Regions from separate parts of the Mus musculus genome. Here all the other regions are linked to region 3. A link is a loop called in an ENCODE intact Hi-C map of the cell type or tissue named here. Cell type or tissue: heart. All regions are shown on one strand. Links, peaks and the distances in the headings refer to the core of each region. The heading gives the core; the rest is flanking DNA.

The links. A loop is a pair of places that touch in the nucleus more often than their neighbours do. Peaks named below come from ENCODE experiments on the same cell type or tissue, not always from the same donor. Only the 100,000 strongest peaks of a DNase experiment are listed, where the experiment ranks them.
Region 1: a loop joins it to region 3, with 2.5 times the contacts of the local background. A loop is called at or near these places in 13 of 42 quality-filtered maps.
Region 2: a loop joins it to region 3, with 6 times the contacts of the local background. A loop is called at or near these places in 13 of 42 quality-filtered maps.

The regions. Positions count from the first base shown.
Region 1 is chr7:67,223,878-67,234,699 of GRCm38, forward strand. Lysmd4 (LysM, putative peptidoglycan-binding, domain containing 4) reads left to right here. Exons shown (of 3, transcript NM_175215.4): 2 at 1-14; 3 at 1,987-4,591. The coding sequence ends at 2,595. It overlaps Mef2a (myocyte enhancer factor 2A), which reads right to left. Exons shown (of 11, transcript NM_001291195.1): 11 at 7,286-10,822. Among named protein-coding and RNA genes, the nearest start is that of Lysmd4, 6.7 kb to the left of the region's middle. In heart, for the core only: a CTCF peak has its summit at 5,206 (motif pointing right); DNase peaks (open chromatin) are centred at 2,394, 5,424, 6,544 and 7,064; H3K27ac peaks cover 668 bases.
Region 2 is chr7:67,238,033-67,248,854 of GRCm38, forward strand. Mef2a (myocyte enhancer factor 2A) reads right to left here. Exons shown (of 11, transcript NM_001291195.1): 9 at 2,282-2,408. Among named protein-coding and RNA genes, the nearest start is that of Lysmd4, 21 kb to the left of the region's middle. In heart, for the core only: CTCF peaks have their summits at 5,300 (motif pointing right) and 5,993 (motif pointing left); no DNase peak of the experiment used is centred there.
Region 3 is chr7:67,544,436-67,552,435 of GRCm38, forward strand. Lrrc28 (leucine rich repeat containing 28) reads right to left here. Exons shown (of 10, transcript NM_175124.5): 7 at 931-1,033. Among named protein-coding and RNA genes, the nearest start is that of Gm23233, 22 kb to the right of the region's middle. In heart, for the core only: a CTCF peak has its summit at 4,998; a DNase peak (open chromatin) is centred at 5,026; H3K27ac peaks cover 350 bases.

The DNA of each region.
Region 1 (10,822 bases), core at 1,762-9,761, 320 kb before region 3:
AGTATGGCTGCAAAGTAAGCTGACCTCAGTCCCTCTGCCCTCCAGGGTTGAGAGAGGCACGGGGGGGGGGGAGGGGGTCCACTATAGGCGGGGGTCACTATAGGACCTTCCTGACCCCCATAGGCGACTAGAGTCCTCCCTAGCCAGGGCTGGAAGCTGGTGGAGGTACCCTTCATTCAGAACTCTGGGCTCAGGAAGGGTCAGTTAGTTGGGCACCTCAGTTCAGGGTGTGCTTGTCCTGTGTCCTCCACAGGGACACTATGAAACAGTGTGGCCTCTGAGCACACTGGATTTAAGGTCTTAGGGCTGGAGATGGTAGGCGGAGTCCACACGTTTCTGTGGCATGCTTCTCTCACTACTTGTATTTTCTGACCTTTGCTTGCCAGTAGCTAATCTGACTAGTAGAGTTTTCTCTCTTCTCCCTAGTAGAACTGCATGGTCTGGCCCCTGTGCTGTGCGTTTGTATAACCTTATCTTTCTCTTTAATTATGTTTTTAGCACTCAGAGTGATTAACAGTGGCAAAGTAAGTTGGAAAGCGTTTCTGGAATCGCTCTTTTCTCCCGCATTGAAACAGTCTGTTTCCCGCTGTTGACTCCATGCTATATACATGCTATATACATGCTGTATACATGCTATATACATGCTATATAGTACATGCTATAATCATGCTATATACTGGCAGAAGCTTTCACCAAGCTTGCATCAGCTACACAATTAAAAAACAAACAAACAACTTTACCTCCTAAAAATTGTCTGTGGTTTATCTAAAAAGATCCAAATGAGCAAAAAGACTGTGTGGGTGTGGGAGTCTTTCCCAAATAGAGGCTCGTCTCCAGGGACACATAGCATCTTAACATTGCACTGGCCTTTGCATTTGGGTGTTATAATCTGCTTCTCTAGGCATAACATATGCTTTATAGACCATGGACAAAAAACAAACAAACAAACAAAAAACCTTCCCAACAAAGTCTTGAAAGATAGACTTACTGTTCATGTCATGTCAGAATGACAGTCCCTAAGAAACCCAGAGTGGGTATTTAGTGTCTCCAGTAAGTAGTCCAGTTCCTATGGGAGGAGAATACATGTGCTGTTCATGTAGTACACAAAGAATGGAAGCTGTCAAGCTCCTCCTGTTTGTTGGTTTCAGAGCAAGAGAGAAGCGTCCTATAAGCCGGTTGAGTAAGACTCTAAAGTGGCTGCTGAGTAAAGCGATCGCACACACGATGGACTTGCACCGTCAGCTCCGTGGGCCGTACTTACACTTAGAGAAGTTTTTCCCAAGTAGCGTGAGGGGAATTTAAAATTTGGCTTCCCATTCCTCCTTTTCTGTTAGAAGTTTTGTGTTACTTGATAAAAATCCACAGTCACAGTCCCACAACCTTAGTCTGGAGAAAACAAACAAAAAAACAAAACAAAAAAACCAACTCAACCCGAAACTCCTGGCTGGTGGCTGATTGCCTAGCTCACTTCTCATGAGAGGTTTCATCTCCCCAAACTGAATTAACTTCTAACCGGGGAATAAGTTCCTGTGCCTGCCCTGCTTCTGGGAAAGTGTGAGGGAGCATTGTGAGGAAGCTCTCAGGTGGCAGAGACCCCACGTGTGCCCAGAGCCAGCTTGGGCTTTGGTGAGCTTGTCTGGTCACTTGCTCAGCTGGGTCTGGTGTGAGATGGGGACACTGAGTTAGACAGGAAGGGTGACAGTGTTGGTTCTGTTTCACCTGAAGCTTTGGCTGTAGTCACAACACCCTCCAAAGGTGATCAGAAATTGTTTAAAGTAGAGCAGTTGGTTTCTAAACTATTCATTAAGGGGTAAAAACCAAAGACCAGAGAATCAAAAGCCTTAGTCACTTAGCTGAAATGAAGCTGTCTGTGGGTGTGCTTTCAAGCTTTCATGGGCGTCTCCACTGGAGCCCCAACAAGCAAAGGTCTCAGCTGGGTACTGGTTTTAAGGAGCATCGCATGTTTATAATGCATGGCTTCCGTAGGTTGCAGATATCAAGAAAGCAAACAACTTCATCAGAGAGCAAGACCTGTATGCTTTGAAGTCAATCAAGATTCCAGTGAGAAATCATGGGATTCTCACGGAGACCCACCAAGAACTAATGCCCCTTGGGGCTTCATCCTCTGAGACCAGGGTGACCCTGGTAGACCTGCCTGAAGATGAAGATGCTGGTGGAGCAACCACTCAGGGCAACCAGCTGACAGACTTCTTCAAGGGCATTGATGAGAACATTGAGCGGGCTGTGCATTCTGACGTCTTCCACGGTGACAGCTGCTGTGTGGAGGCCCCAGATCAGCTGCTGCTCCCCATAACCCAGAAGCCAGTAGCCGATGGTGCCGACTGTGGGATTCAGTGGTGGAATGCCGTCTTCCTTATGCTTCTCATTGGGATCGTATTGCCAGTGTTCTATCTCGTCTACTTCAAAATACAGGCCACCGGGGAGCCCTCAAATGGCTTGAACGCAACTGTTGTCCCCAATGGCTCGATGACACTGAGCCCAGTTCCAGGGCAGGCTCCCAGGTTGGCAATCCCAGTGCCTACCCTCCCCGCTTCAGACAGCCAGGTCAGCCCTACCACCCAGGCAGGGGCCTAAGCGCATTGTTTCCTAGAGTTGGCAGACTTTGGCAGTTGGCCCTTGTGTAACTGTCACCAGCTGTTTGCATTTCGCTTCCTGAGATGTGTGGACACCATGGCAATCTGGATGGTCTAGACTGAGGAATAGCTTGGCCTAACTCAAGGATGCAGGAGCCCAGACATCCACCATCCCAGCAAGAGAGACATTTATATGAAACTCACAGCTCTTGAAGACATGTAGGGGCCGGCTGTGAGTTCCTGTGCAGCACTCTGTGCAGGCTCCTAAGTAGAATGTGACAAAGGTTCTGCACTATTGCTGCCCCCAGTGTTGAATAGGGTTTCAATGGTGGGCTCAGAGACATGCTCTGTGTCTAGATCAAGGTGCTATATAGTATGTCACTGAGTTTGTCAGTTGACAGCCTGACATGTTATGTTTGCCTCTTCACTTGGCCCCACTGAGGCAGTGCTTCAGAAATGAGAACCTGAAATCCAAACCGCCACCCTCTAATTTAAGCTCTACCCCCAGAGTCACCCTAAGAGCATCTCTGTGGTGGTGGCTCCCTGGGTTCCCCAGTTGGCATCTGGGAAGCAGCTGGTATTGGCGAATGGTTTGAAGGGACTACATCCACCATTAAGCTTCTGTCACATGGACCTTTGAAGCAAACTGGTTGCCATGCCAGCCCAGCATTGTTAATAACAGTGAGTCCCACCCCACCCTGATCATGTGCGCCCAAAGCAGAGTTCTCCCACTGCCTCCTTGACTCATCTATTCTTTGGGTCCTTAGAGTAAACTTGCACATGCTGTGTCTCAGTGTGAAAACCAGACACAATGTCAGTCAGCCGTCTTTTACTGTAACAAAATCATCTCCAGTGGGAAAGGTTTATCTTGGCTCATGGTTTCAATCCATGGCCTGATTTGGGGCTGGGTGGCTGGGGGCTATGGTAAGAACACCATGAAGGAGAGTGTGGTAAAGCAGATTGTTCATGTGGCAGGGAGAGAGAAGGGGAGAGGAGCTTGGGCGCAGGCATCACCTTCAGAGTTCTGCCTGCAGTGGCCTGACTTCCTCCCACTGGGTCCCATTTCTTAAAGGACCCATTCCTTCCCAACACTGAGATGAGGACCAAGCCTTTAAGATACTATCCAAACCCCACCAAGGTAACTCTGGCTCCGAAAGGCTGGAGAGAGAGATGTAGGAGGGTACAAAATGCTCAGGGTTTCCTCAGCCACTCCCTGAGAGCAGTTGGCCATCAGTCCTGTTAGGGATGTTGGGGGGAGGGCTAAGTCAGCCTGCCTTGTCACAGCAGGGGCAGGCAGAGGTGGCTGGGAGCTCAGCCTGGGGAGGACAGGCTAGCAGGCTTCTGGGATGGTTAGCAACTTGACACATAGGCCTAGAAATCTGACCAGAGGAGCAGGACCTTACTTGAGCTGGGCCTCCTGTCTGAAAAACAACCCACCCAGGGTGCAGATAGCAAATTTAAATCATCTTCAGAATTGAGTATTTTGAGGCAGAAAATGAACCCATGAATCTTGGTACAATAAACATCTTGATTATGTAAGTGATTTCTATCTGGATGCTCAAAGACCGTTGTGGCTGTGAAGTTTCTCTTAAATGTTATCATTAACTTCATCAGGCAGGGCTCAGAGTCCCGTAGGGAAATGATTCTTTTGGCAGACAGAGAATGTCTATATTTTTTCTATCTTCTGTCTCAAGTGTTGGGGACTTATTACCACCTGTATATAGCCCTGCGTGGGTTCCTAAGTAAAAGGTGACAAGGGATCTGCAGTGTCAGGGCTCCTGAGGTTGGATGAGGTCAAATGACTATCACAGTGTCCCTGCCTGCTGAGGGCAGGGGTGGGCTTGGCTCAGAGATTTGTGTTCTGTGTCTAGGCAGACCATGGTGCTATGCAATAGTATCAGTATGTCACTGAGTTTTAGACATGTTACAGTTTTAACTTGTATTTCTGTATTTTTCTCAAGTGGAATAAAACAATTTCTTCTGTGAAGGAAACATGATTCTCCCTCTTTTCATATTATGTGGATATTGGTAACAGAGTGAAAGCTGAGAAAGGGACAGCATTAGAGTAGCTGACAGGAGCCTCGACCACCTGCTGAGCCTGGGCAGGTTGCCGCAGGCTCTTGCTGTGCACATCCTTATGTGGCCAGGGAAGGACAGATTAAGTGGTAAACAGTGCATTCTGGCCCACTGACCTACATAATATGTTTCATAATTCAGGTAGATCTGTGAAAGACATACATACTATGGAGTTCATTTTCTGTTCTCTGGGGTGCTTTTAAAATGATTTTTAAAGTTTTAAAATTAATGCGTGTTAATTCCGGTGCCCTTGAAGCTCCGGTGAGAGTGTAGGACCAACTGGAGCTGGAGTTCTAGGCGGCTGTGAGCTGCCTGATACTGGTGCTGACTACCCTGGGGTCCTTAACAAGAGTACTGATTGGTACTCCTAACAATGTAGTCATCTCTCCAGTCTCCAACAAAGAGAATGTTTTAAAGAATAACTTACCATCTTTTTGTTTGGGCAAAGTGCCCTAATTGAAGGAATCTTGGTATTGGTGTGGTGATTTTATACGAGGGAGACAAGGCCCCAGGCTGGGCTGTACACTGCATGCCTGACCAGCAGGGGGCAGACAGGGGGGAAAGAGGCACTGAAGTTTATGGATTTGACAATAATATGGGATGGATTGGGCTCTGGGCCATACTCAACCTTGTAGAGAAAGCTCAAAGTTACACAAAGATGGCTGCAGCTAGGAGCCAAATACACTATATATCCTGTGGTGTTTGTTGTGCAATGGGTGCCATGGGAAGGCAAGCCTTTTGTACAGGGTAGGCCTTGACTGTCACATTACAGTTAGAAAGCTAAGGGCCCGCAGCTGAGTAATCTGGTCTTGGCAGCCTCAGAGCTGCGTTCTTCCGGTTCTGTGGCCATACTGCGCTGCTACCCACCAGGCTGCTGCTGGTAGTGGCCTGATAGAGGTGCTGATGGCTCTGCCTCCTTAGTGCTACCACCTCACACCTGGCTGCATCTGGTTATTTTAAGGTACAATTTCATTGCCCTGAATAAGGAGCATGGGCTACTTTTTATCTGTATTCCATCTATCCACATATACCCTAGCTCTTCAGAATATTTAGAGGTGATGTGATAACCAGCCAGGGCCCTTGTCCCCTGCCCTCAGGTGCTGATAAGCTAGGAGGCAGTGTGATGAAGGCTCTGGCCTCAAGAGAGGTTCCCTAGATGAGCTGAAGGAACACTTCCTTAGCTGACACCAGGAAGGGCAGTGGGAGTCAGTGAGACATCAGGCAGATGCTTTTAGGAAATGCTCTTCAGTGTGATCAGAGGACTAGAGGGTGGAACATTGGGGCTGTGAGTAGCTGGTGACCCAGTATGTAGGGAGTGTAAATGGTATTATGGGAAAAGGTTGCTGGAATGGTTGGGGCCAGGTGCACAACAACCTGAGTTTTACATTTAAGGGTTTGGCATTATTTCAGGAAAATAAGAAGTGATTCATGATGGCAAGGGGAGGCGGACACCACTGAACCAAGCGTCCTTCCTTAGTCTCCCCATTATTCCTAGTTCTTTTGTCTTAGATCCGTGAATTCATATAGTTTCATTTGATTTGGAAAATTGCCATCATTGTTAAATTTCAATTCCTAAATGCTAAGTGGGGAAACCTACTATTCAAGTTACCTCCAAAATACTTGACCAATTACAAAGACAGCACTTTACAGAGAAGCCTAGAAGGAACCTTCACCCTGTGAAAGGACAGCCATCTGTAGTGAGATACACTGACACCATCAATTCCAGAACCAGCTAGGACACATCACTTTGGGCTCTTCACCTAAATATAGACCCTCATCCCAATCCCTGTCGGACTCATCCGCAGCTAAGTGGTGTTCAGCTGGACAGGTGGCTGGGGTGGGCTGCAGCCTTCCAGCTGGCACGCAGCTTGGAAAATCACTTTCTTGGCTGGTGCCACTCAGACACACAATCAGCTTAAAACCAAGATAAAGGTTTAGAGCCAGGCACCCATGGGAGCTGACTAGGAACTCAAAGTGAATTGATATTAAGTAGCTGCAGCTGTGATTAGAATATTTTTAGCCACAGGACTCAAACAGCTTTCAAAACCTGCTAATAACAGCCCCATTATAGCCAGCAAGCAAAACCAGTGCAAAAAATTAACTTGATTTGACACCAAGAATCTGCTTAGCTAGGAGCTGGCTCACATGGCAAAGGAGAGGAAGAGGACTTTTAAAAACAAAAACATAAAACTGTGGGTTTGGATAACTGGAGCTTGATCTGAAAGTGGGAGGGATCTGCTGGTGTGCTGTAACAGTCATCTCTGCAAAACACAACTCCAAAGTCACATCGGCCTCTTGCTCGACCTCAGTGCTGTGTATGTGATCCTGGTAAAACTCATTTCACACTACAACCCTTAAAGGTAAATGGGAACAGGACAGGAAGTGCTAACGCCTGTGCCCTCACACTTGAGGCTCTTCTCCATGAGTAGTTCTTGGTGACCCCCTGGATTTAACTGAGCTGCAGCACAGCCAGGCTGATTCTGGGGAACAAATGGCTGGCTGCTTCCTACAGGCTCCAGGGCTGTCTAGATGCCACAGGGTGGAACTGGGGAGCAGGGATGCCTGGTGGCCATGCCAGAACCTGTTTTCCCCAGGCAAACATGACAGAGTCTGGATGTATGGTCAAAGCCAGGCCATCTTTACTGGAGTGAGTGCAGGAGACAAATAGCTTACAACAACCTCAAGCATTGTCTTAACCATTTGATAAAAACTTCACTATAATATTTATTGTATAATGAAGAAAAAACAACACATTCAGGGAAAAATTGAGATTAACTTATTTTTCTTAAAAGGTTCATCTCAAGGATGGCAACAAAGTCCAGCTTGTGCCGCCAAACGGTTTTACATGATCAAACCGAGTACAGCTTCTTTGTGTGAACTGTTGACTACAAACATTTACCAAATACATAAATCTCTTTTAAAAAAGCCATTTTAAATATAGCAAAGCAGTGTCTTCTTGCACAGCAAAGTGAAGAAAGTTTCTACAGAGAAATAAAAGTTTTACATTTGTAAAGTTCTTTTCACATTCTAATCATCTAGCTTTTTATGATCCAATGCCAGGAGTTTTCAGGTTCCGTATTTACTATGTATTTCTTGTGCGCATGATGGTTAATACAGAAATTATGTTAATACATTAGTCGTCTTTACAGTTGAAAGGAAATGGTGAAACATGTATTGTTCTTTTAGAACAAACCCCTGATTTAGTTTTGTAACACAATGGATGTAATTAGGGCTCAAAGGATGGAGTTTTGACTGGGACCACCTGTGTTGACACAGCGGTGACACTCACTCTCAGTATAGAACCACTTAGAGTCCTGAGGGAACTTCCCATGTCCAGTGCAACTTAAGCTTTTTTTGTTTTTCTTTTTAATAATAAAATATGTTATCTGAAGGGAGAAAACTTTCCTGTGATGGTGTCTTATACAAAACACATGAGTCTCAAAGGGTAAGAAAAGTCAGTTTAAAGCAACACTGTCAGTGTCCTCCCTGCTCTAGGCTGGCTTCCACTGAGAGCCGTGGATGTGGATGTGTTCACACATGAGCATCTGGGTGAAGGATGTCAGACCCATACGCTCCAGATCACACTGGGCATATGGGGGAAGATTAACAGTCAGATATTCAGTTCCTGAAAACGGAATACATTGTGACTTGGTCAGTGTAATTTAAATACAAACTCCGAGCCTCGTGTAATATTCCTTTAGAAAACAGTAGTTGTCCTGATTACAAACCTGCATAGAAAGAAAGACTATTGAGATACAGTCAGAAAAGCCATCGCATAAGGCACACAAGAAAATAGACAGTAAATGTGAATGTGTTAACTCCTATTCCAGTATACAGCAGAAGTTCATGAACATGCATAAATAATGATGAAAGGGTCACTTAATACTTTCAAAGCTATAAATGGTTTACAAAGTGGTAAGGGTTATCTTGGACATTCAGTGTTGGGAGACTGTCTTGTTTTAGTCAGGTCTGACCTTATGAAGAACGTGCCTGTAAGTCAATTCCGTACATCTCAGAAAGCAAGCCTACTCTTTTCTGAGTAAGAGCCGAGTGTTGAGACCACAGAGAGGAGAGCAAACATCACCCCACTTTTTTGGCTTCTGCTAACACGTGCTAGCCAACGGTCAGTGAGGCGCTCTCCGCTGCACAGCCTGTGCCCGCTCGCTCGCCACGGTGTGTGTGCCTAATACCTGTGTGCCGGGCAGGAAGGCTGGCGATGAGTTGTCAGGACAGCAGATGAGGAAACATCAAAAGGAGCAGAATTTAGGGAAGTCGGGGGGGGGAAAGCAAAATGGAAGTAAAAACTGCAGGTAGCTGCTCAACATTGTTCAATATAAAATAGCAGCCATTTTTAAACCCTTTAATTTTCAGGAAAAGGAGTATTTAAAAATCTAGGATAAAAGATATACAGGACTTTGAATTTTGTTCATGGCACAAGCCCAGTAAACGGATCAACTTGCCATCACCAACGAGCTGTCTCCCTGTAAGAGTAAGGCCTTGTTCAAAATCCAAGCTGAGGGTGGCACCAGTTTCCGTCAGGACACCGAGAATCGTGTCGAGGGTTTGCACCATAAGAGAGCTGTTCCCTGCACGCCCGTGCCTTCCTGCGCACGCACGGACGCTAAAGCCCTCCTGGATTTTGTAACCAGCTGCGTCATTCTATCTTTAGAGTCAAGGAGAAAAAGATCCCTTTCCCTACAGATATTTTTCTAATTATTTACCACTTATAAAACCTTTGTGCTCATCTACTATTCTGCCATTTTCTCTAATATTAGTTAAATTAGGTCATCTTTCTACCATTTTTCCCCCACAAAAGGCAGGTTTTAAATAACGCCTTATAAAATCTGTTACAACACATTTTATATTTATGCAGGATGGACTTAACACCAATTTCTTGCCACTTTGCTATTTATGTACACATATAAAATATATAATGATGCTCACCCCATACAGCACAAAGCTCACAACAGAACATCACACATTCACCACCAGTGAGGGGAACCCTTTACACAGGCCTCTGAAAAGCTGGGCTGATAATTAAAATCCAAAGTACAGTATATTAACAAAATAGTAAATATTAAACAGTGAATACTCTACTTAAGGACTTCGCCTTTCCCCCCAAATTGGCGGCAATCCACAAAAATATACTTTTTAATCTGGTGACCATACAATACATAGGTACTTACATCAAAGGTGATAATATATTTAAGATGCTATATACACAAAGAGTTTGGCTCAACTTTTAATTTACATATAGAATAATAAGTGTTCATGGCTTTTTTTTTCCAAGGTTCTGCTTGCAAGATATTTTTGTTTTTTCTCCCCTCTTAAAATAAAACTAAAAAGTTAAAACAAGATAAAGCTATTCTTTAAAAAAAAGTTACAACATACAGCTTTGGCTTATATAAATAATTCAGCAGAATGTGTTCAAAAGTAGTGGATATAATTTTATATATAGTCATCAATTCATTAAGGGTGTTTTCTTTCTTATAAAATATACATGACCTAAAATCAGTTTCTTTAATTTTTAAAGATATGAATGTAAAAGAAACTTCTGACATATTCCAATTATAACTTAATATATTAATTTTATTTTGTTAATGCTCTATATTTCTAGGCTAGTATTTCTGAATATTTCATGCGTGTTTTCTATTCTCTCTTTTTAATAGCTAAAAATCACTTCTTTGACCCAATACATTTTTTTTGCACGTGCAAAACAGTTATGTGTGGGGCTTTTTGTTTATTGTTTGTTTGTTTAATATCAACAGCCCTTTCCCATGCACCCCTTTGCAATAGACCCATGCCAAGTTGGGTTATTAATATAAATGACATTTTATGTACAGTATTGCTTTCTTGGTTCCTGCTTTTCTACTGCTCTGTTCTACAAAGCATTTTGTTTTCTGAAGTAACTACAGTCACCGCACAGTTAAATAAAACAAATAGGGGGCCCCCTAGGTTTCTGCAGGCTAATGTGGAAGAATTATATATGGGTACACGTTTCTCTGCAAAAACTTTATCTTACGAAACAAGTAGTCCAAGGAAGTGCCAGACTGGTCTGTTTCTACAGGGTGCTTTGTCTGCCATGTGGACACACATCTGCAGACCTACAAGGAGTTTGCAGTAAGTGCCTGATTTTGTGTATGCAACACACA
Region 2 (10,822 bases), core at 1,601-9,600, 300 kb before region 3:
AGTGCCTGCCAGGGCACCTGGCACACATGCTAATACATCTTGAAGCTGGAGTGATGTTACTGATGGGCATGAGCAAGTGTCTATGGGACCCACAGGCTATTTTTTAAAATTGCTCCTTTATTCATCCCTTTACTTACTAAGTATCTACAGAAGGAAAAATAATATATACAATAATATGGGAAAAGAAAAAACACAAACAAAACAGCTATTCTAAGGAGGAGAGTAAAAGTGACCTTGGATGGAATGAGACTGATGTTTAGTCACATGATTTTAAGGAAGCCTGACTCTACTTTATGTGTTTTAGAAATTCCTTGCAGACTCTGTAAAAATAGATGTATGCAATATTTTTAAAATGCTTATATATATGTACTTTCTTTAGAAACTAATGGCGTTTCTAAAAACCGAGCACTACAGTAGAATCTTGAGTATAATGGAATGCCTGCAATGAGACATGTAGAATACTGCAATCTCACTCTGATACTCAATCCAAATGGTGTCCTCAGCTATACCCACCTGCCCATCGGACCTCAAGCTCCCTTCTTGCCTATCTTCTCAACCTCAGAGTACAAACTAGAAAGTCTAACAGTGCAGGACTTTTCCTACATATGCTTACCAGCTAAGATGTGTCTGCTCCTCATCTGGCAAAAAGATATGCCCTTAACTCAAAATCTCTTATGCAGCAAGGGATTGATGGGCTCTAATTGGATTTCTAGAAGTGTTTAAGCTCTGGCCTCTTCTGGAATTAGTTCTGTGCAAGACAAACAATGGGCTACAATTCATAGGCTACTAAGCACCTGACAGACTGGAGCAGTGTGTTTTTTCACACAGGTACTTGGGACGGTAAAGGTCATCCCCAGGCTTTGTCAACAAGACTATTACAAGTTATTTGAAAACTCTGGAATTAAAGTGCCAATCAAAGGTATAAACTGTCCCTCCAGGAGCTTCACAGAGCAGTTTTAGTACTGATGCCAAAGCATTTACTCTGAAGTCTAAAATTAGGTGATCTCTACCACAGTCCACTTATGAGCGTCATAAAGAAGTCACTTCCTTGCACTGCAGTCTTCTGATGGCAGACAAGGTGTTATTTCTTTCTTTCCCAGAGCCAGGTGTTTGGCTCAATTGGGGAGAAAGTGAAACTGCTTGTTCTTCCTGCCTGTCTTAGAATGGTAAACCCACAGGGAACCCTCTGCACACCAGTTCTCCATAGGGGCCATCTGGTTAAGCCAGCAGTATCCCTCCCCCTTCACTGTGACGCCCCCCCCCGCCGTGTGTGTGTGTGTGTGTGTGTGTGTGTGTGTGTGTGTGTGTGTGTGTGTGTTTCAAGACAGGGGGTTGGAGGGTGTTCGCTGTGTAGCCCTGGCTGTTTTGGAACTCATTCTGTAGACCAGGCTGGCCTCAAACTCAGAGATCTGCCTGCCTCTACCCCACTCCCCACCCTAAGTGCTGCAATAAAAGGTGTGTGCCACCACTGTCCACCTACTCCTAAACTTTCTTAACAGCCTTCTGTCTTAAGAATATTTTAAGACCAAAAGTCTGAAACAAAAATACCAAAACGAATGAAAACCTCTTCTTAGCAGCAGATTGACTGGCTATGGGGAGAAACAAGAGCTCATTCTCCTCCACAGGGTCTAATAACACAGACCAAGCCAGTAGCTACAGGAAAAAACACATCTTGCCTGCCACACTGAAGTACCTTCCATACCCCTAGGAGACCTCAACCCTTTCCCAAAGCAGGTTTATAGCATACAGACAAAACAATCTGATTTCAAAGTTGAGGAAGAAAAAGATAGTGTGCAATAAAAGACTTTATAAAAATACCTGGGCAATTTGCCTCCTCCCTTCCTTGGCCACACTTGACAATAGCTACTTGCTTCTTTCTTAAGAAGCAGTGAAAGGTCTGACATGGTGGCACACACCTTTAATTGCAGGACTTGAGAAGCAGGGGAAGGCTTTTGAGACCAGTCTAGCCTACAAAGTGAGTTCTAGGACAGCCAAGGCTACACAGAGGCCCCGTCTCAACCCCCCTTTGCTCCCCCCCAACCCCCGCCGCCAAAATCAACCCCCGCCGCCAAAATAAAAGTAGTAAAAGTTCATGTTGGAGAAATAACTTACTTCATTCTATTATCAACTCATTTTATGTAACTTTTTAAAGGCTTAGCACTTTAAAAATATACATTTAAACTTGAAACAAAAACCCAGAGCTATATTCTTAATAAGCATGTACCCCTTGTTTAGAAAGCAGCAAGAACAGAGTCCAGGAAAAGGCCCAGAGATGGCTCACCAGTGTTGTAGGCTGTCGGCATTGCTGAGTACACTAGTCCCTGTGGAGGCAAGCTCGGAGTTGTCACAGACACTACAGGCGTGGCAAGAGGTTGAGTGGCTTGAGAACTGCTTATCCTTTGGGCATTCTGTGAGAGATCAGAGAACAGATTAAGTGTAATTATGTGGTATTTATGTTCAGACTAAAGATTTTAAAAATAACTTTCAATTTAAATGTGACACTTCACAGTTTTATGTGAATGTCATTATTTCTTGAAACAGTGATATGAGATCCTTAAAGATATTAATGAGAATAACTAAATATTTAAGAGATCTATCTTTGTATTAATTATTCATTTCCCCTTTAAGATTACAGCATATTAATCCCAGATGCATGTCTTAAAATAGAAACTTACCTTATGGGTGATAACACTTTTGTGTGATAACTTAATGAGGACTTGATATCATTACAAGTATTGTCAAGCTACATTAAATGAAGTCTATTTATGTTTTAAATGGTTGATGGCAGCAAAAGTAATTTGTATACATGAGATTATAAATGTAAGAGTACAGGAACAAAACTACGTCCTTTTCAGTCCTTCTATACTAATGCTTTAGGCTGTGGCTTATCCCATGTAGCTGGTTTCCCTCCTGCTCACCCTGCAGGTGATCCAGGTTTTAACAGCACACTCAGATCTGTATCATTCTGGCCTTCCAGTTTTCTGAAAGGAAAGGCTCTAAGTTTTTTAATAATGTACTTTTGAAAAGGCTACTAAATACTGACTGACTGTATTAATAGTATCAGCATAATTGTATCTTAGCCAGGTTGGGAATAAATTAAAATGTTGACAACCCCACCCACCCCACCCCTTTCTCCTTTTCCTTTTGTCCCCTTTCCCCTAGAAGGTCTATGTAGCCCTGGCTGATTGGGAACATCAATCTGCTATGTAGATCAGCCTTGCCTTGAACACACAGAGATCCCGCTGCCTCTGACTCCTGATGGCTGGGATTTAAGAACTGCCTATTCCTGGCAAAAAAAAAAAAAGTCAACTCTTCAATGATGAAGCTACATTAGGATAGCCCCTGTCTTCCATGTGTAGGGGGTATGGCAGAATAATTTTTCCCTTCACACTGACCTAAAGTTGACTTTTTCCAGGATCAAGTATCAGAGAACAGAAGAGACTCCACAGTTTGTATACAAGAAGCTAAAGGATAACTATAATTTGTTTTTACAAATAGTTAGAGCCTAATGACTGACAGTTTTGGGGGTCTGTGTCAGAGCTCAGGAGTCCAAATGAGACTGCATTTTCTCTTGAACTGTTTTCAGAAAGCACTGGAATGAATGAAGGCCTCTGGCTAATATGAGTGCCTGACGGGTGATGGTCTTTTGAGGATCTGGACTCCAGCTTCTCTCAGGTCAGTTTGTATTTCCTACACATCTTCTCACAGGGCATCTGAAAACCATATGATGTACTGGTATGACTGGAGTCTTAATTACTGATTCACCTCTAAGCCTGGAGAACATCACTTTACTTCTCTGAACCCTTTAATTTGTTACAAAAGAAAGACAGACATGTTTGTCATGTCTGGTTTTCAGTGCTCCTGCTGATAATTGAAGAGGTATATTAGAAATGAACCCAAGACAGCATTTTTTACTGTCCCCAGACTTTCTGTAGTTAAAACTTTATATTATTGGTGTCATTGGTGACTTAAACAGACAAATATATTTATATTCCTTTTGATTCACAGCCATCCCACTAAATCTGTAATGAGATAAAATTATTCTAGAAGTGCAAGGCTTAGAACAGAGTCACTGTGGCCTCACTCTTGCTAGGGAAGTCCTCAACACAGGCGCAGGAGCTGGCTCCTTTCTTTCACTTCACTTTGGATCAGAGCCATCAACAAATGTTTAGGGCACAGAATGCCTTGCGTAACTTCCTGAATTCCAGGGAACTGCGTTTCTGATTCTTCCCTGCATTCTGAACTGATTTCATTTTTAGATGCTGAATTAGCTTAAACTTTTTTAAAGAACAATTTTTTATTAGATATTTTCTTCATTTACAATTCAAATGCTATCCCAAAAGTCCCCTATACCCTCCCAACCCCCTGCCCTGCCCTCCAACCCACCCACTCCCACTTCCTGGCCCTGGCATTACCCTGTACTGAGGCATATAAAGTTTGCACGACCAAGGGGCCTCTCTTCCCAATGATGTCCGACTAGGCCATTTTCTGCTACACATGCAGCTAGAGACACGAGCTCAGGGTGTACTGGTTAGTTCATATTGTTGTTCCACCTATAGGGCTGCAGACCCCTTCAGCTCCTTGGGTACTTTCTCTAGATCCTCCATTGGGGGCCCTGTTTTCCATCCAATAGCTGACTGTGAGCATCCACTTCTGTATTTGCCAGGCACTGGCATAGCCTCACAAGAGACAGCTATATTAGGGTCATGTCAGCAAAATCTTGCTGGCATATGCAATAGTGTCTGCATTTGGTGGCTGATTATGGTATGGATGCCCCGGGTGGGGCAGTCGCAGTCTCTGGATGCTCCTTCCTTCCTTCCGTCTCAGCTCCAAACTTTGTCTCTGTAACTCCTTCCATGGGTGTTTATGAAGTTGTAAAGAGTGTGATTGACTACACTTTTTAGCGATCTTTCTTATCTTCATGATTTCTACATTTCAACACACTCAGAAACTATCTCTGAGATTCTGCAGTTAAGTGTCATTTTAAGGAAGGCAAAGTCACACAGTGTCACACATTGGTATGACAGGTGGAGAAACAGTTCAGGCTCAGCACTGAGTCAACAATTTCAATGAGTTTTTGAGGGAGAGACTTAATCTGGTCTCAAATAAAACTAGGTAAAAATAGTGTTCAGATGGTTCTGTGTAGGCTATCCCTACTCTGGGCTTTTTAGAGTTGCATCTTCATGGCAACTTCTTGGTATGACTTCAAAGACTGTAGAAATAATGACCCTCCATACTTGGTCTGCCCACCAGCTAGATCCCTGCAAGCAGTGTGTTCCGTGAGTAAGTGACTTTCAGAACCACTAGAGGGCAACACAGTGATAGATAATTAAAGCATTTAGGACAATAATTTAAGGGTAAAGAGCAGGGTCTAGTAAAAGATGAATTATTTCAGTTTGAACCATAATGCAACCATTAGTGGCATCCTTAACTCAAGAATTTCCCCCCAAAGATATTCATTGTATAATCTAGCATCACATTTATAGCTAATCAGTGAGTATATTTCATATACCAATCCAAAAATGAGCAAGCACAGAACAAATAAAAGATCATCTCTTATTTTAAGGATAAAGAACAAAGAAACTTATTTGAAAAGAAACTGTTAAAAACACACCAGCATGCATAAACATGTCATCATAAGGAAATGAAAATAGTGGGTGCCTTTACACCCCATGCTCACATGCACTCCTAACCCCTGCCCATGCTAACACTGGAACACTCACAAGTTTTTATTCCCTTTAAATCGGAGTCATCTAATTAGACTTGGAATGCATATGATGACATCTGTTGAGTTTGGGTTTTAGTTCCCAACATAGAGGTAAGTTATTTTTAGTCAAGTTTTTTTTCCACAGGAAAAAAACAACATAAAATATGTTTTGGATAAACAGGTAAGAGCTGCTTTTAAAGACTCAAACATTCCTCGTAAGAAGCAAATGTGTGTGTGTTCAATCACAGCCACTTCTTTTTGTAAACAGGGAACCCCCTTGTGGTTCCGACTGCCTCATGCAGGATGAGATAATCAACTCTGAAAAAGGTGACCTCACCAAAAATGATGTAATCTTTTTGAAAGAAAGAAACATAACACAAGATTCTGTGTTACGATCTCAGGGACTCTGAGGGTGAAGTCATTTTCTAAAAACACTTTAATAATTTCGAAAGCCACATAAGGTATTTTGTGTACTTCCTTAGCAAAAAAAGCTTAAGTATCTTGTGTTCATGGATAGCTATTGTTTTTACAAGTTACTTCAATATGTCTTCTCCTTTACCCATCAAATAAAAGGGACCAATATATACAGCAATAAACATAAACATAACTAGGATCAGTAGTGCCAGTAGGTGGATTTCTTGATTAAAAAATGTTTGGATAGTGGAAAACAAATAGAAAAATATCTTTGTAACAAAGGAACAAAGGTTAAATAAGAACATTTAAAATAATTAGTACTATTTATATATTTTTCAACTCTGTTCAAGCAGGAAACCACACTCACCAACTCCAATTCCTCTTCCTCCGACTGTACTCAGCACATAAGAGGGATAAGAGAGTTAACTAAGACTGTTGGAACTTGCAACAAGATCTTTCTTTAGAAAAACATGGCATTTGGATTCTAGTAGCTGTTTGCAACTTTACAGAGGTTCTATACATATCAAACGATGCATATAGTACTTGCCTCTACATTATAGTTGCTTTTTCAAAATAAAGGAAAATTCTTTTAAATTCTCTAGCCAATGATTTAAAGCCCCATCCTGTCCCTTAATCCCACCTCCTCTTACATGGGTCTCTCCTACACACAGCATTGCTTCTGAGACACTTCCAAGTTTAACACTGTGCACATATACATTTAATCCCTGCATAGCTACCCCATCTGGCCAGACAGTTTGTATACATGCCTGTCTACTACCAGACTCTATTGTTAGAAAACTGCTGTGTGTTTTATTTTCCCAGTGGCCAACACATTATAAGACACAGTAAGTGTTTACTAATAAATGCTATAGTTTTGAGTAATAATATATGTTTACCATTTGCAAATAACAGTGTTCCCATGAATAAAACTATCTTAGTGGGGTAAAGCCTTGCATATGACAAAGAAGAGACTGGAAGGGAACTGTTAAACTTTAAAAACAGTAAAAATGAATAAGACAGGTTTTCTCCTTTTAAGTGGTTATGAAATACTTCTATGCTAGAAACAGTCTGCTCATTGATATTTCCTATTTCACTTGAGTAAGTCAAGTTTCTTCCAATTTGTGAAGTGTCCTAAGCCTCACTGGTTTCTCTGCAAATGAATAAACTGATCATTTACTCAACAAAACAAGCACTCAGCGTACAAGTAGGCAAATATAGTTCAGCTGCTCACTTAAACATATCATTTTGTTATCTCCAATTTACAAGACAGATGTCAAAATAATATCAAACTCTTGCTGTATGTAAAATACAGTGTAACTTTACAGAGATAAGGGTATAAATAGCTTATATGACAGTTTTAATTTTCCATGGGGTTCATGGTTTTGTCTTTTTTTTCTGTGACTAGATATGATTTTATTAAGCAGTTTTCAAAGTCCCAAGTAGTTGGGTCTTTCTAACACACATTTCAGTGCCTTAAGTGACTTTGTTTTTTTTTTTTTAAAGAAAGCTCCTAGCAGGTACTGCCTACCTGCAAGGTGCTCAAGGAGCCACTTTAGTGGCTGCTCTTTTCAGGCATACTTCTTTGTTATACACATTTGTGTTTTAACTATCTTACTCCACAGCACTCAGAGAGCTCCTCTACACATCTTACCCGGCTTTCTGAGGTTAACACCCCCCAAAAACTGTTGAGGCTAGGAATTCCATTTGTAAAGCTTTGCACCTCACTTAGATCCCACCAGCCTTGGTGGGCTGAAGGACGGGCATTGCTGAAAGAATACCCGACTGCACGTGTATTCTTTTTGTTTTACTCTTAGTGGTGTTATGCCAGTTACCTTAACTAAGGTAACGTCCTCCAGGATTCTCCACTCTAAAAGCACAATTTCCCCTTTATAAATAACACATGTTTGGGTACAGGAAACTTGATAGTGTGTAAGTGGTTCACTTTAGATGTTTGCCATTACCTGCAGCATTTACTTACTGACGTGCTTAGAACAGTTAGGGCCCTACTATGCTATTATAAAGCTGTTTCCTAATCTTTTGTTTTGTTTTGTTTTGAAGACAGAGCTTCTCTGTGTTCTCCTGGAACTGGACCAAACTTTTTAGACCAAGCTGGCCCTGACCCTGAGTTCAAGATCTGCCTGCCTCTGCTTCCTGAGTGCTGGGATTAAAGGCGTGCTTTAAGGTCCAGCTTTACTATTCTTAAAATTCTTCTAAATTAAATCTGTTATCTAAGGAGGAGGTGTTACCAGTTCCTTATTTATTGAATCATATTTGTATGATGGAATCAGCATTCCTTTTTCCTTGGGTTATAACCTCAAATTACTGTAATTTAAAATTTTCTAGTTTTGGCAAACTGGGATTTTTGTTTTGTTTTTTGTTTTTTTGAAAGAATGGTCCCTGGGACCTTTCAATAATACATCCTTATTCCCTGGCTCCTCTGGCTTATTTGTGCTTCCCTACAACCCACCACTTCCCCAAGGAGCCCTTAGCCTCTGAATTAGATAATGGTATTTAGATATCACAATCAGAGAGAGCACCAGGTACACTCAGCGACTAGATGAAATTACTCAAGGAATTCTTAACAGACAGAACTAGAAAGTACATGAGGATTTCTGTGTCTAGACAGTCCATGAAGAAACCGGCTTATAGGTATTTTTGTTTACAATGCCTTATTCTGGTTTTGTATTAAGATAGATGCTGCCTAATAAAATGAGGGAGAAGTGCTCTCTTTTTTTTTCCTTTCTGAGATAGTGATGAGTTGCTATTAATTCTTCCTTAAATGTTTGATAATTTGGTAGTGAAACCATCTAGAGCTGGAATTTCTATTTTGGAAGATTTTAAAAAGAAAAATACAACTTCCTTATTTAGCACTTAGGTGAGCTGAGTAATTTCCTGGTAGTCTGTATCTTGGGACAGGACTGCCTGTGCCATCTCCTTTCTGCAGCCTTTGCATTTTGCTCCCCTCCCAGCCTTGGTATTTAGAACCTATGTCTCTGTCTTTGGTCAGCATGGCTAGAAAAATGATCAATTAAATTAATCTGGAAAGAAAAAACAAGTTCTTTTTCAGTTTGACTCTTTGACTCTACTCTTTTTCCATTTTAAAGTTCCTGCTACTTTTTTTTCTTTTACTGCTCTGGGTTAAATTTTCTCTTCTTTCTCAAAGTAAAAGCTATGGTGACTAACTTGGGACCTTCTTTTCATCCTTATCAATAATTTTATTTATTCTCCGTGTGTGCATTCACAGGTGTGTATGTGTGCAGGTTAAAGGTCAATGTCCAGGAGTCAGTTCTCTCTTCCTACCCTGTGAGTTCCTAGGATTGAAGTCAGGCTGTCAACTTTGGGAGCAGGTGACTTTGCTTGCTGTGCTGGTATAGTGTGATGTCGATTTGATGCAAGATAAAGTCACCCGGGAGGAAAGAATCTCAATGGAGAAAACGCCTCCATAACTTCAGGCTAGTCAAACCTGGAGAGGATTTTCAACATTAGTGATTGATGGGGTAAGGACCCAATCCATTGTGGGTGGTGCCATCTCTGCATTAGTGGTCCTGGGTTTTAGAAGAAAGCAGGATGAGCAGGCCATGGGAAGCAAGCCAGTAAGCAGCACTACTCCGCAGCTTCTGCATCAGCTCCTGCTTCCAGGTTCCTGGCCAACTTGAGTTCCTGTCCTGACTTCCTTTGATGATGACCTGTGATATGGAACTTTAAGTCAAATAAATCCTTTCTTTTCCAACTTGATTTTTGGTCACAGCAATGGAAACCCTAACGAAGACACCTGCTAAACCACCTGGCAACCCCTGACATTTCTTTTTCTCTAATACAAGCACTTAATGCTTAAACAGCTTCTCCAGCAACGGTCTTGATGGCCCTCAACACTTTGGAATTTTGTATTTGCGGTTTCAGTTAGTTATGGGCATTTAAACAGTTATTTATTTAATTATGTGTGACTATGGACATGAATATGGCCTGTGGGGCCAGAACAGAGCATCAGATCCCTTGGAGATGTAGGCCCTGATAGTTGAATATGGCTTTCCACTAGATGTAGGAGATGTAGGTCCTGATAGTTGAATATGGCTTTCCACTAGAGCAAGAAGTACTCTTGACCTGACTACTAGCTATATGTACTGCTAAATTTCCCTTGATATTTTCTTCTGAGGCCCGCAGATTATTTAAAAGTGTGAGGCTCAGGGATCATAACAAACGAGGGAACAGAAAGACTGGAGGTAAGGCTGGAGGTGGTGGATGACTGCGAGCAGAGTGTTTTCTGGGTACAACAGAGCAGTTGTACCTGTTACCTCTCTCTCAGTGACTAGGTGCAATGTATAAGCCCACGCAAGCTCAAGCTAGACAGAATTCCAGCATGGAGTTGGGAGAAGTGGACACAAAGTCCCAGCCCTAGCTGAGAAGCTATTGGCTGCTAAGAGATGGAGAGTCAGTTTCCTTTAACGTTATGATCCCTAGTAGGCCATACTAGAGGACAGTTTCCACAATGACACCACAAAGGGACTCTGTAAATTTTGTTTTGTTTTTAAAAAAGAAGACACAAATTTGGGTGGGTAGGAGGATATCTAGATGTAGTTGTGGGAGTGAATTCATCAAAATACACTGAATAAATTTTTTAAATAACTAATGAAAATATTATTTTTAAAGGTAAATTTATGGTTATATTTCTACATTAAGATACCTTTCTGAGACTGATTTCTA
Region 3 (8,000 bases), core at 1-8,000:
TATGAGCGACCATGTGGTTGGTAGAAATTGAATTCAGGACCTCTGGAAAAGCAGTCAGTGCTCTTAACTGCTGAGCCCTCTCTCCAGGCCCCCTGCTGCAGAATTCTAAATACTTAAAATCAGTAAAGTCTTAGCTAAGAGCCAGTTACTGCAGCAAATTGTCCTTGCAATAATGTTCCAAAGAAGAAAATCTTTTAACTTAATGCCAATTCCTCTAGAGTTATTAGAGTTTATAATGGTATGTGTGGTGTACTGGCTGGTTTTGTGTGTCAACTTGACACAAGCTGGAGTTATCATAGAAAGAGGAGCCTCCCTTGAGGAAATGTCTCCATGAGTTCCAGCTGTTAGGCATTTTCTCAATTAGTGATCATGGGGGGAGGGCCCATTGTGGGTGGTGTCATGCCTGGGCTGGTAGTCTTGGGTTCTATAAGAAAGCAAGCTGAGCAAGCCAGGGGAAGCAAGCCAGCAAGCAGCATTCCATGGCCTCTGCATCAGCTCCTGCCTCCAAATTCCTGGCCTGTGTGAGTTCCTGTCCTGACTTCCTTGGTGATGAACAGCAGTGTGGAAGTGTAAGCTGAATAGACCCTTTCCTCCCCAACTGCTTCTTGGTCCTGATGGAATGGAAACCCTGACTAAGACATGTGGCATGAAACCCTCATGCTCTAGACTTAAATACACACAACTGGTCAATAAAGGCAAAAGTAGAGCTCTCTCTATAGCAAAAAAAGAAGAAAAATGCACGTACTCTTTAGACTGCAAAGTAATAACTCATGGACTGCCCATGGCTTACTAGCTGACACTAACATACAATCTTCTGAATTATTTGCCTCGTATTCTTAGTTCATAAAGGTATTTGGCCAAAGGCAAACCTAAGTAGAACTTCCCAACCCCGTTCGTCTATCTGTAAGCACGCACTGGAGGCAGCCTTACCCGTTGCAGCCGATGACTTTGTTGTAGAGGTATGAGGGCAGGCCCTTCAGCTGGATGTTGTTATCCACATACACGTACTGCAGTTCTCGGGAGCGACCTAAATCTGATCACAGAGAGCGGTGCTGTTAACCACTGTAGGAATTAACCATTATAATAGGGAGGACATTGTAATGCATGACATCATAAATAACCCCAACGCTCTATTTTTAAAAAAAAAAAAAAAAAGAATGCATGATTCTGAGTGTAGACTTACGGCAGTTGTAATACTGACTTTGTGTCGGGAAACATGGTGTAGAAAACTTAACCCAAACTTTGACTTTTAAACTGGAAGATGAAATTGTCAGTAGTAGAATATTTAATTTCTTCTTACATATAACTTCCTTGACATTTTACAGACAACTTCAACTGTCCTGCTATAGGGCCCCTTCTGGTCCATAGAAAATGTTATACAAAGTAAGGTGACAGGTCAGCTTAAACATATTTTGTCCCCATGCCTTACAACTTGATTTTATACAAGCCAGTGGTGGTCTGTGCCTTTAATCCAGCACTTAGGAGGCAGAGGCAGGTGGATCTCCCAAGTTTGAGGCCAGCCTGGCCTATAGAGTGAGTTCCAGGATAACCAAAGTTACACAGAGAAATCCTGTCTCCACAAAAATTTGCCCAATAATTGAAACACTGCCCACAATTTTACCACAGATCTTGTTAGCAAACACCCCATAGTTATGAAATGTAATGGTGATTTTTCTATCATCCTGTTTTTTTCTGGCTATACTTACTAACTGGAACTTCTATTTAAAGAAGAGTCATCCTTTAAAAACACTCTCATACTAGTATAAATTATAGACCTCTCTACTGTAAAGAATAAAGACCCAATGCTACTATTATTTTGTCCTGTTGCACAAATGCTTCCATCTTGGCAATTAGGAATGATTGTGTGCTTGCTCTAAGTTCTTTTAACAAGTCCTCATGCTTTTCTGATCATTTCAAGACTTTCTGGCATTGTGGCTCAGCTCACAATCTCTCTGCCGAAGCCCTAAGTTAACCACTTCTCCAAAGCATCCTACTTCCTCTTTTTGAAGAAACCTATCTATGAGCCAGGTGTGTCTATTACTACTGAGAGATCACGCGGAGACCTTGGGGCCTGGGAAGTGTGCATGCACGCTGACCCTCGCAGACACACATCTCAGTTGCTGGACATGTTTTCAGCATGAGCTCTGAGGAGTGAGCCTGTGAGCTCAGACTCTCTGGCACTGCCAGTGTTCCTTCAGAGAGTATGTCAATCTCAAGTCCCACCAGCACTGTGAGAGAGCAGCCTCTCACCCACAAGAAGCAATTCATATCATACTTCTAAATCTTTGCTAATTATGGCTAAGAAACAGAATCTCAGGATTATTTACATTGTAATTTTCTAATTTTGTGTAAGCAAACAATTAAAAAGTGTATTTCTGTAAACCCTCCATTCCCCATTTTCTATCAGGCTCTTGAAATTTATCTTTTTCTTTATCTTTTTCTTTTTTTAGGGAAACCTCCACATCTCTGATACATATTACAAATATTTTCTTTTAGCTTGTCAGTTGTCATTTGACTTTGTTGATAAGTGTTTTCTGATTTATAAAAAATTGTAAACCAACTTCCCACCCTTCCCGTGTTAGGAAAGTTAAGACTAAACTGCACGGTGTCCTCAAGACCTTCTTGAACAGCTAGCAAGGCCATGTTTCAGTAAAACAAATGCCAAAATCCAGACAATTAAAAGGTTTTAACACAAGTTAACCAAGCTCTTCCTCCTGCCTCTGCCTCTCTCAGGATTAGTGGGGTTCCCTTTTCTCTCCTCCCCTCCCTGCTTTCTCGTTCCTTTTGTATTTATATTCATAATCCAGTTGGAATTCATTCTTATGTCTAGCATAAAATACTTTAGCATTCACCATTTATGTTTAGCCAATAATTTATTTTTCCATTTCTGAAAATTTTTTGCTTACCTTTTATACCAGAAAGAAAAAAGAAAGATCTCTAAGATGGCTTAGTAGGTGAAGGTGCTGCCAAGTCAGACGTCCCCAGTGTCACCCTCAGGACCCACACAGGAGGAGAGAACCAACTCCTGCTAGTTTTTCTCTGACCTCCACACGTGTACCATGACACATGCCCTCAGAACACTGCACATGAATAATAATAACCTCTAAGATTATCAAGAGGAAAAACTATCACCAAGTACTCAGATCCCAGACTTCCTATCTGCTGCTAAATCAAGCTGCAAACACAGAAAACAACACAATGAGAGAGAAGCACTAATGCAGAAAGCCCAGTGGCTGTGACATCGCACCATTGCTCAGGACTGTTTGTACCTCAACAAGCTCTATGGGAAAGGGCACAACACCGCCTGGTCCCCAGCTGTATCAGGTGTAAGGAGCATAGGAAAAGAATCACGTTTAATATGTAGCATAGATTTAAAGGAATAAAATATGTATGTACCAAAAAACTGAAAACTGCTCTCTTAGTGAACCACAAAATTTTACATTTACAAAACAGGTGAGGAAAAATATTAACTAATCAATATCACATTCCAGTAACAACAGAAAAGGCCTCAGAAATCCACTAAAATACCTGTTTTCTCACAATTTCTATGACAAAGGCTTTTAAACACAAGCGGAAATTTATGGAGTTTAAGACATAGAAAACTTTTAAAATAAAAACTTCATTAATAAATTATAAATGGGCTACTCACAAGTACCACATGAGTTTAATTCTAGTACTTGGGAGGCAGAGGCAGGTGGATTTCTAAGAGTTCGAGGCCAACATGAGCACGTTCTCAAAAATACAACTCCAAAATGCTAAATGGTCTATAGTCTCATATGTGCCTTTCTGAGCCCCCAAGTAGCTCAAGGAAGTCAAAGCGGAGGAGGTCCTGGCTTGGACTGGAGCCGCAGTAAGGCACAGAGCAAATTAATAATTAGGAAAGGAGAGTAGATTAGAGTCAGACAGCTTGGGCTTGAACCTTCATTCTTCTGCTTACTAGATACGTGGCCTTAGGATCTCATCGGTGTAATGGGGGAACTAAAACTATCTCCTAAGTTTGGGAAGAATGGCTAGGTTTATAAATGTGTGACGCAGGATTCTTGGAACAGAGCCTTCTCTAGTATATGACAGGTATTATTTTCATTATTATTAGTAAGTGACACACTGGGAAGTGTGGCCAATTAACAGAGAACTTTCTTTGGCATGCAGCAAGGGTACCAACCCTTTTCTATCCTTTAATTGCAAGGAACGAGCTGGAGGCTACGGCCTCTGGAGATGATGATTCATCCCTTCAAGCCAAGGACACAAAATGGGACACGACAGAGGAAGCACTTCTCTGCTCTAATATACCACAAAAGCCTCTGTGCAAATTAGATGAGGTGCCATGCAGACATCACACCACAAAGTTAAATACATACCGACACTTGCTACTTCTCCTTACACGCCTCCTCTCCTTGCTTTATGGGGAAAGATGACTAGTTAATGACTCAGAAATACTATTTGGCTACATTTCATCTTAGGGGGATCTGGCTGGCACTCCCAGAGCACTTTCGAATTCATTACATGTGCCCTAGCAGTATATACTATCTTGTGCTATAGCTGAATCAGCTGTGTTAAAGCCTATTACATGTTAATGCCACTTAATATTTCCAAGTAGTACAATCTGAGGAGGGAGGGAATGCAGGAAAGGGAGGGAAGAAAGAGGGAGAGAGGAAGAGAGGGAGAGGGAGCAAGCAATGACCTGCTCTTAGTGTGTTTGGAGTCAGGACTGCGACTGCATCCTGGCTTCCCACAGGGTAGCTGGTTCCTGCTTCCCTGATTCAGTCTCTTCCTTTGCTGTATGATAAGGATGACAATGTAATAGCTCACGGATTTGTGACTTCATGAAGCTGGTGTATATGGGGCCAAGCTTGATCGCACAGTAACAGGTGCTCAGCACACCCTGACCATTTATCTTGCTCTTCTGAGTGTAAAGAGATCAGAAAAGGAGTGTAGATCCTGAGGAGAGCCCGGCGGCTGTTTTAGCTGACACAGCACAGCCTGCTGGTCAGGGTGAGAAAGCTCCTTGTTTGGCAAGGTCCCAGCTGAGAGAGCTAGGCTCTGGCTGCCTCAGGAAAGCACGCTTTTAGCCAGCCAGAATATAGTCTGCTGCCAAAACTCCCAAGCCCAGAGGACTAGCAGTTTAAATAAATGAGCCTGAAATACGAGAATCTGCTGCATGGAAAAGCTTTGAGTCTTTTTTTATATTGTTTTACCCAGACTAACCTGAAATTCACTAAGCAGCTCAGGCTGGTGACAACTCATGACAATTCTCCTGCTTCAGCCCCTCAACTGCTAGGATTATAGTTATGAGCCCCTGTGTTTGGTTCTTACATTCTCTCTCTCATATATATACATATATATGTATATATATGTATATATGTATATATATGTGTGTGTATATATGTACATATATGTATATACACACACCTATATGAATGTAAATAAATAACACTACATATATGTTGTTTAGATTATTTAAGTGTATGAAGTTTATGTATGCATTTGTACCATGTCATGCCTGTTCTTATGGAGATCAGAAGACGGCATTGGATTCCCTGGAAGTTTATGAGTCACAGATGGCTATGAACCACTACATGGGTGCTGAGAATTGGATCCAGATCCTCTGCAAGAGCATAAGTGCTCTAAGCCATTGTACCATCACTCTGGCCCCTGGTTTCTTCGTACGTAATACAGAAACTCTTCACTAAATGATAGACTTTAGAAGAGACTACTTACCTACTAGTCAGTAAAGGTTTATTTTCTTCTGATTAATATTATTTACTTATATTATTTCACCAATACTACATGCTAAATAAAGATCATAAAAGAACATTCAAAAAACAAACAGAAAACCCTTCTTCTACCCAGGAAGCAGAAGCAGGTTGATCTCTCAGTTTAAGGCCAGACTGGTCAACATGGTGAGTTCTTGGACAACCAGGGCCATGCAAAGAGACCTTGTCTCAAAAAACTAAAATCAAACACATATCCACAAACAAATAGCAACAAAAGGGCCTTGTAAAAAAGGCTCAGTATGTGAAACTTGCAAAGCACAGAGCTATTTGTCTGCCTGTCCAGGTTTGAAAGCCACCAGTGACTGTTCAGGAGGCTATTTTCTTTGTTTTCTGGAGAGAGGGTTTCTCTGTTGTAGCCCAGGTTGGCCTGAAACTCACAGAAAGTTGCCTCCTCCTGCTTCTTGAATCCTCGGATTAAGACATGCATCAATTAAAAAATTGGATGTTTTCTTTATTTACATTTCAAATGTCATCCCCTTTCCCTGTTTCCCCTCTGCAAACCCCCATCCCATGCCCCTTCCCCTGCTTCTATGAGGATGCTCCCTGCTTACCCCCCCCCCCCCCGCCCCAACTTCTGCCTCCGGGCTCTAGCATTCCCCTATACTGGGGCATCAAGACTTCATAGGACCAAGGGCCTCTCTTCCCATTGATGTCCGACAAGGCCATCCTTTGCTACATATGCAGCTGGAGCCACTGGTCCTTCCATGTGTACTCTTTGGTTGGTGGTTTAGTCCCTGGGAGCTCTGGGGGATTTGGTTGGTTGATATTGTTGGTCCTCCTATGGGGTTGCAAACCCCTTCAGCAACATCAGTTCTTCCCCTAACTCCTCCATTGGGTTCCCTTGCCCAGTCTGATGGTTGGCTGCAAGTATTTGCCTCTGTATTGGTCAGGCTCTGGCAGAGCCTCTCAGGAGACAGTTATATCAGGCTCCTGTCAGCAAGCATTTCTTGGCATCAGCAATAGTGACTGGGTTTGATGTCTGCATATAGGATGGATCCCTGAGTGGGACAGTCCCTGGGTGGCCTTTCCTTCAGTCTCTGTTCCACTCTTTGGACCTGTACTTCTGGATTAATATTTTGGAGATGGGTGGCCCCCAACTGGGGGGCTGTGCCTAACCTCTGGATATGTTCTCTGCAGGTCCTCTCTCCCCTTTGTTGGGTTACTTTTAAAGGAATTGCACCACACCTCAAGTAGTTCCTTCTTTTACAGCCTCACAGACCAAGTGTGGGGCTTAGAAATCAGCAAAGGCTGGGAGTCCTCTACAAACCTCAGTTCTTCTTTTTATCAACACCAGGGCTCTGGCATATGCAGTCCACATGGCTGTAGGAACAAGACGCTCCTATGTGTTCCGGCTATTGCTCTCTTAATCACACAGTGTGAGCAAGCACAGAGTGATACATGCCAGAACAGAACAGGATCTGTGTTTATTACATCCTGACTAGTATAAGGTCCATTTACTTATCAAAAGATGAATAACAAAGTCTCTTAAACAAAGAGATGGGGCTAACAGAAACTGAAGCATCAAAGGAACACATCAAAACTGCCTGCTCAGAATGCTCTATCCATGTCAAGCCAACCATCACAGTTCAGTAAGTTGGATGCCCAGTACAAGAAAACACAGGAGGCCCACACAACAAATTCAGACTAATTCACAGACCATTCCAAAATGACTTTCAAAATTAAGTCAAATCACCTATATAACTCCCTAAATAACAAAGACACTTCAGCCACTTTTCTAGAACAATGAATTTCCTTTAGATGCTAACTTCTTTGAGCACAGACAGATCCATGCACCAGACCCCATTACATCGTTTACATAACCATAGTTATTCTGATGTATTCAATGTTTACAAAATAACATTTCAGGCTAGGCAAGATGGCTCAATGGGTAAAGCAGCCTGATAATCGGGATTGAATCCAGGATCCAACATGGTAAAAGAGCACCAACTCCAGCATGTTGTCCTTGGACTATGCATCTGTGTACATGCATGCACACATGCATGTGCACATGCACACACGGAGATGAATTAACCAAACACTTTCACAGTGGGTTCTCTAATCAGATGCTCCCTACTCTGTAGAACTAAGCGACTGTTGGAGTCAGGCTTCCTTGCTATTGGTTTGAACAGTTTGAATAGTCACACTCCAGGATCTCTAGTTCTCTTACACAGGTCAAGTCACAGAAACCAGGGCTAGTGACTGTGCAGGGTGTTTTGAGGCACAAAA